2 separate regions of the Homo sapiens genome follow, and region 2 is linked to region 1. Evidence: chromatin loops called from intact Hi-C (ENCODE). Cell type or tissue: endothelial cell of umbilical vein. All regions are shown on one strand. Each heading gives the region's core, and the rest is flanking DNA. Links, peaks and the distances in the headings are about the cores only.

Region 1 (2,803 bases), core at 130-2,629:
AGATCATAAAGGAATTTACAAATAAGCAAGGTTATCTACAAAGAGCAAACCAGTAGGTAGCCAAGCAGAACCTGCATGTGCTCTCCTACCCCTTAATGAAAAATGGAATCTAATTACTAACAGACATAAGCAATACAACCCCAGATATCCAGGCCTTTACTGATACCACTGTCTAGGAGTTAGGTCTAGATGCCTCCTCCATGTCGTATCTCTCACACTAAATACCAGCAACAGTCAGTCAAAAAGCTGGTTTTAATGAGGTGAAGCCTCATAATCCATATAACGCTAAAGTGGAAAACAGAGGTAGAGAAAAGAGATCAAAGTAAGTCTATATAGTACACAAGTAGGCTAGATGAAGCTCCTAAAGCAGTCAAAAGACCAGAATATTTCAAATTATAAGAGATCTAAGCAAATCAGTCTATAGGCGATATAGAAAGTTCTGCCAAGATAAACAAAACAAAAAAGAAAGGAGACGAGAAACTCCACATCTTAAAAAGGCTAACCACATTTGAAAATACCATAATTTCAATCCAACCTTGCTCCAGGGCATGTCATCATTGCACACACGTAAACCCCCGTATACAAGATGTGTCAAACAAGAAAGAGCTCCATGATTGTGAAGGCATTTACGTGATCAAAGAAACTTCTTTTTAAGTTATTGTTCCTCTTGGACTTTGAATTGAAGGGTCACCTACCTCCCGAAACAGTGCGCCATAAAAGGTGACAGTGAATGGACAGTCCACCGTCCTCATGGAAATATCCAAATCCATCAGTAGCCGTTTCTGTTCCTGGCTATTTACTGTGGCTCGGATCCGCTGAATGGAAATGCATGGAAAATTTATGGTTACTACTCTGAGGATGAGGCAGGCAGGGACCTGAAGGAGTCCCATCGTGAAAATAGTTCATGACACAAGTTCTGGCGATGACATTGTGAATAGCCACCCAAAGTGATTAGCTATTTGTAACACATGAAAATAAGGAAGGCTGTTACTCATTTGATTTCCTGAATAGTCCTGGTAAGAAACAAATTGATAGTGTGTTTTGGAGAGTGACAAAATGTTTTGGAATGTATTTCCAAGGTATGAAAACAATCTGGTTTACTGTATTATGTCTGTTCAGTGCAAAGAGGGCACAATATTAAGGACTTTGCTGCTTATCTGGGGTCCCAAGAAAATAAAAAGCCAAAAGCTCTTCTTTGGGAACATGTAAGAGTATTTGGAGGGAACAGCAACTGTAAGAGAATTGGTACAGCTATACAAAATAGAAGCAATTAGAGAAATAGAGAAACTGTTCATTCCTATCCCAGTGCTTCTGAGGGAAGAACAATCTGTCACACTAGGAAATGTAGCCTTACAGAAACATGATTATGTCATTAAATGATAGGAGAGATACAATATCACTGGGACTTCACACTTTTTGCCTACTTAGCAAGTCAGCAGAAGAACAGACTGAAAAATCTACAAGATAAAAGTATTCCCATTCTTTAAAAGCAAAAGGATCCAAGTCACCTGATTATTCCTAACAATAGCCCCAATCTATTAACTCAGCTAGAGATGTTAATTCTTTATGATCCTCCAAACACCTACTCAATAATATGAAATGATTTTAAATTTCCTTTCATAGCTCAAAAACTATGCAAATTTACTCTAGATATATTTTACCCTCCTTTTTCCACAAATGGAGACAATTTTCTCTCCCAATTCTGGTTTCTTGATTTTCAGAGGCAATTCTTTAAAAGCAACAAAATATAGAATAAAAGAGATCTATGAGTCATAACAGCCAAATGCAATACGTAAACTTTCATTGGGATGCTGATTTGAAAATCCAACAGGACAAAACAAACACACACACTTTGAGATGATCAAGGAAATTTTCATTTGGACTCCGGATTAGATGAAGGAAGTATCATTATTATTATTATTATTATTAATATTATTTGAGATGGAGTCTCACTCTGTTGTCCAGGCCGGAGTGCAGTGGCACGATCTCGGCTCACCACAACCTCCACCTCCCGGGTTCAAGTGATTCTCCTGCCTCAACCTCCCAAGTAGCTGCGACTACAGGTGTGTGCCACCATGCCTGGCTAATTTTTTGTATTTTTAGTAGAGACGAGGTTTCACTATGTTGGCCAGGCTGGTCTCGAACTCCTGACCTCGTGATCCACCCGCCTTGGCCTCCCAAACTGCTAGGATTACAGGCGTGAGCCACCACACCTGGGCCATTAATTATTTTTAAGTGTGATGATGACATGGTAGTTTTGTAAAAATTAAAAATGGTAGAAGAATGGGTGGAGGGAGAGTTAAGAGTTAAAAAAACAAATAAAAAGTAGATACAACTCACACCAAGGAAGACTTTTCCATACCTTTGGAGGAAAATACTGTTCCCTGCAAATAATCTTTTCTGTTTTACCCTACGGAAGATGGTTTTGCTTCTATTAAAAGGGCTGGTTGACAATTGAGGTGGACAAATGTATACACAGCAGATATAAAACATTTGGGAGAATGTCAACTCTACCTTCACTGCCATGATCTGCCCGCTGGGCACGTGCCGCATCTTCTCCACCACCCCGTACGCACCTCGTCCCAGTTCCATTATAGGCTCCAGGTCATCTGCCTTCACCTCAAAGTTCTGCAAGAGAGAAAAGGAATAATGCAATGGGAAAGAGAAAAATAAACAGAACAGAGAGCACATTATCCTCTATCTCGTTTCTCTCAATGTTCTAAGGATTATTTCTGGGCCAGAAGATTTTCTAGCATGTCAAAGCAGCCTCTGAAAGCAAGAAGCTACAAGAAGGGCCAAGAGA
Region 2 (2,803 bases), core at 18-2,517, 68 kb after region 1:
GGTCCTGGGCAGTATCAAATACTCAGCAGCATCCCCGGCCTGTACACACTAGATGCCAGTAACACCCTCCCCCTACCCCAGTTATGAAAACCTAAACTGCTTCCAGATGTTGTAAATGTACCCTAGGGGTAACCTCCCACCCTCCGTTGAGAAGCACTGCGTTAGGGGAACTTGTCCATAGACTCTACCTACACTCTTGTTGCCGCATTCCTACTGCCTCCATCCCCACCGCTGCTACTTTAGCTCAGGCCTTCATCATCTTCAACATGGACTATTACAGTACACTCCCAACAGCCTCCTTGCCACCCACCTCCAGGGATCTCATACATTCTCCAGACTGCCAGCGGTGTGCAGTGCATGCTGGAGTGCACCACCAGAATCACCTTCAGCCTGAGGCACTCTCTCCTCTAGTTGCTGAGCCTTCTCCAGGAACTGCCCTCAGGGAAAGAGAACCACTTCACTATGGTTATGTGCCCCTCTGCAGGGGCAGCCTGTATCCAGTCATGCTCAGCACAGGGGTATAAAGGCCTGACCTCTCTGCCTCTCTGGATAGGGCCACTCCACCTCCAAAGCTTCCCTGTGGGACCAGGTGAATCTGTTACAGCTGGTTCCTCATTCAACTCCTCCTTTGCCCAAACCTGCTTTGTTAGCGTCCCCTCAAATGCTGGTCCCAAGAACACTCCCCAGTAAACTTCCTGTATGCAAATCTCCCCTCTTGGGTCTCTTTCCTGAAGGGCAAGACCAAAAACAGAGAGCTGTCTTTCTAGATTACAAACCTGACCATGTTTCTTCCCTGCCAACCTTTCCACATTCACTTCTCATCGCCTGCACTGAAGAGTCCTAAAATAATTTTTAGAGTCGCATCAAGGGGTCACAATCAGTGATCTGCTGCGAAAGCAGCTCTTTGGTTTGTGGGGTGGGGAGAGAAGGCCCTAATGTGTAGCATTTGCTGATTTCCACGGTGCAAATATTTCCACCACTGTTGATCTCCAGCTACCACCGGCTTGCAACCGGCTTGCAAAATGACTGGCTATTTAATACCCAGTTCCCATAAGCCAGACACAAGCCAGCTTGAGCACACCACTGATAGCCCCTGACCATTCGCTATTGTTAACTCTAATTGTTTGCCTTCGCTTCAGCCATGACAAATTCTTGCAAATCTCAGACCTCCAGGATGCGCTGAGGTTCTGTGCCCTTATTCACGCTGTTTTCTCTGTCTAGAGTATGTTTCCTTTCCCTGTCTGACTCATGCAAACCTACTCAATGCTCTGGATCCAGCTCACATAAAATCTCTTCCATAAACATTTTCAGGATTCACCTCCACCCATCCCATTTCACTCAAAGGTGAAGCAGAACCCTCCTTTTTGTGTGTCTGCATGTGTCATAAATACTTTCTATCATAGTGCTCTTCTTATATTTTATTACATATTTCTGTTTACAAAACTCTACTGTCTAGACTGTAACTACTCTGAGGGCAGGGTCTTATTTATATTTTTAGTAACTGGCAAAAAGTATACTCATGAGATGTGTTTAATGAATAAACTAAAAAAAAAAAAAAATTGGCCCCACTTCCTAGCTCAACTTTATCATGAAGTACAAGTCTTAAAAATGTCTCAAGGAAAAGACATTCCGTTGCCCCAAATGTGAATCATAAGTTTGACCTCCCACGTCCTACTTCCAGATTGTTTCAGAGAGGCAAAGCATGGATGAAGGCTGGGACAGGGCATGACCTCTAAGGCTTCATCCCAAACCCAAGGGTCTCTGTATCAAGGAAAAAAGCACTTGTGGAAACAGGAGCAATTTTTGCTGGTCCAAGGGGAGGGTGCAGGTGCACCATCTGGTTACCTCCTGGCCAGGCAACTTGGAGACCAACCTTTTCGGATGCTACTGCCTCAGACTCAGAGTCAAGCCGAGTACTTTATTGTGATTCATTTTTAAATCAAACTACATGAATTCATGCAGTGCCTACTGCTTGTAAAATGCTGTATCTTTAAAATAAGAATAGAAAGGCCAGGTGTGGTGGCTTAGGCCTGCAATCCCAGCACTTTGGCAGGCCGAGGCAGGTGGATCACCTGAGGTCAGGAGTTCAAGACCAGCCTGGCCAACATGGTGAAACACCGTCTGTACTAAAATTATTAAAAAAAAAAAAAAAAAAAAAATTAGCCAGGTGTGGTAGTGCACACCTGTAGTCCCAGCTACTTGGAAGGCTGATGCAGGAGAATCACTTGAACCTGGGAGGCGGAGGTTGCAGTGAGCCAAGATCGCGCCACTGCACTCCAGCCTGGGTGACAGAGTGAGACTCCATCTTGAAAGAAAGATAAAGAAAGAAAGAGAGAAAGAGAGAAAGAGGCCGGGCGCGGTGGCTCACGCCTGTAATCCCAGCACTTTGGGAAGCCGAGGCGGGCGGATCACGAGGTCAGGAGATCGAGACCATCCTGGCTAACATGGTGAAACCCCGTCTCTACTAAAAATACAAAAAATTAGCCGGGCGAGGTGGCGGGCGCCTGTAGTCCCAGCTACTCAGGAGGCTGAGGCAGGAGAATGGCGTGAACCCCAGGGGGCGGAGCCTGCAGTGAGCCGAGATCGCGCCACTGCACTCTAGCCTGGGCGACAGCGAGACTCCGTCTCAAAAAAAAAAAAAAAAAAAAAAAGAGAGAGAAAGAAAGAAAAAGAAAGAAAGAAAGAAAGAAAGAAAGAAATAAAGAAAGAAAGAAAGAAAGAAAGAAAGACAAAGAAAGAAAGACAAAGAAAGAAAGAAAAAAGAAAGAAAGGACAACCAACACCTCAGAGGACTCTGAGGAGT

Evidence for each region. Hi-C counts contacts between places; a loop is a spot of excess contacts. Peaks named below come from ENCODE experiments on the same cell type or tissue, not always from the same donor. Only the 100,000 strongest peaks of a DNase experiment are listed, where the experiment ranks them.
Region 2: a loop joins it to region 1, with 2.3 times the contacts of the local background. A loop is called at or near these places in 4 of 110 quality-filtered maps.

Annotation. Positions count from the first base shown.
Region 1 is chr17:69,517,325-69,520,127 of GRCh38, reverse strand. MAP2K6 (mitogen-activated protein kinase kinase 6) reads right to left here. Exons shown (of 12, transcript NM_002758.4): 4 at 2,515-2,628; 5 at 696-815. Among named protein-coding and RNA genes, the nearest start is that of MAP2K6-AS1, 33 kb to the right of the region's middle. In endothelial cell of umbilical vein, for the core only: no CTCF peak of the experiment used is centred there; a DNase peak (open chromatin) is centred at 1,107; H3K27ac peaks cover 1,123 bases.
Region 2 is chr17:69,449,458-69,452,260 of GRCh38, reverse strand. The region is part of intron 1 of MAP2K6 (mitogen-activated protein kinase kinase 6); the gene reads right to left. Among named protein-coding and RNA genes, the nearest start is that of MAP2K6-AS1, 35 kb to the left of the region's middle. RefSeq lists an enhancer at 2,660-2,803. In endothelial cell of umbilical vein, for the core only: no CTCF peak of the experiment used is centred there; a DNase peak (open chromatin) is centred at 1,190; H3K27ac peaks cover 1,597 bases.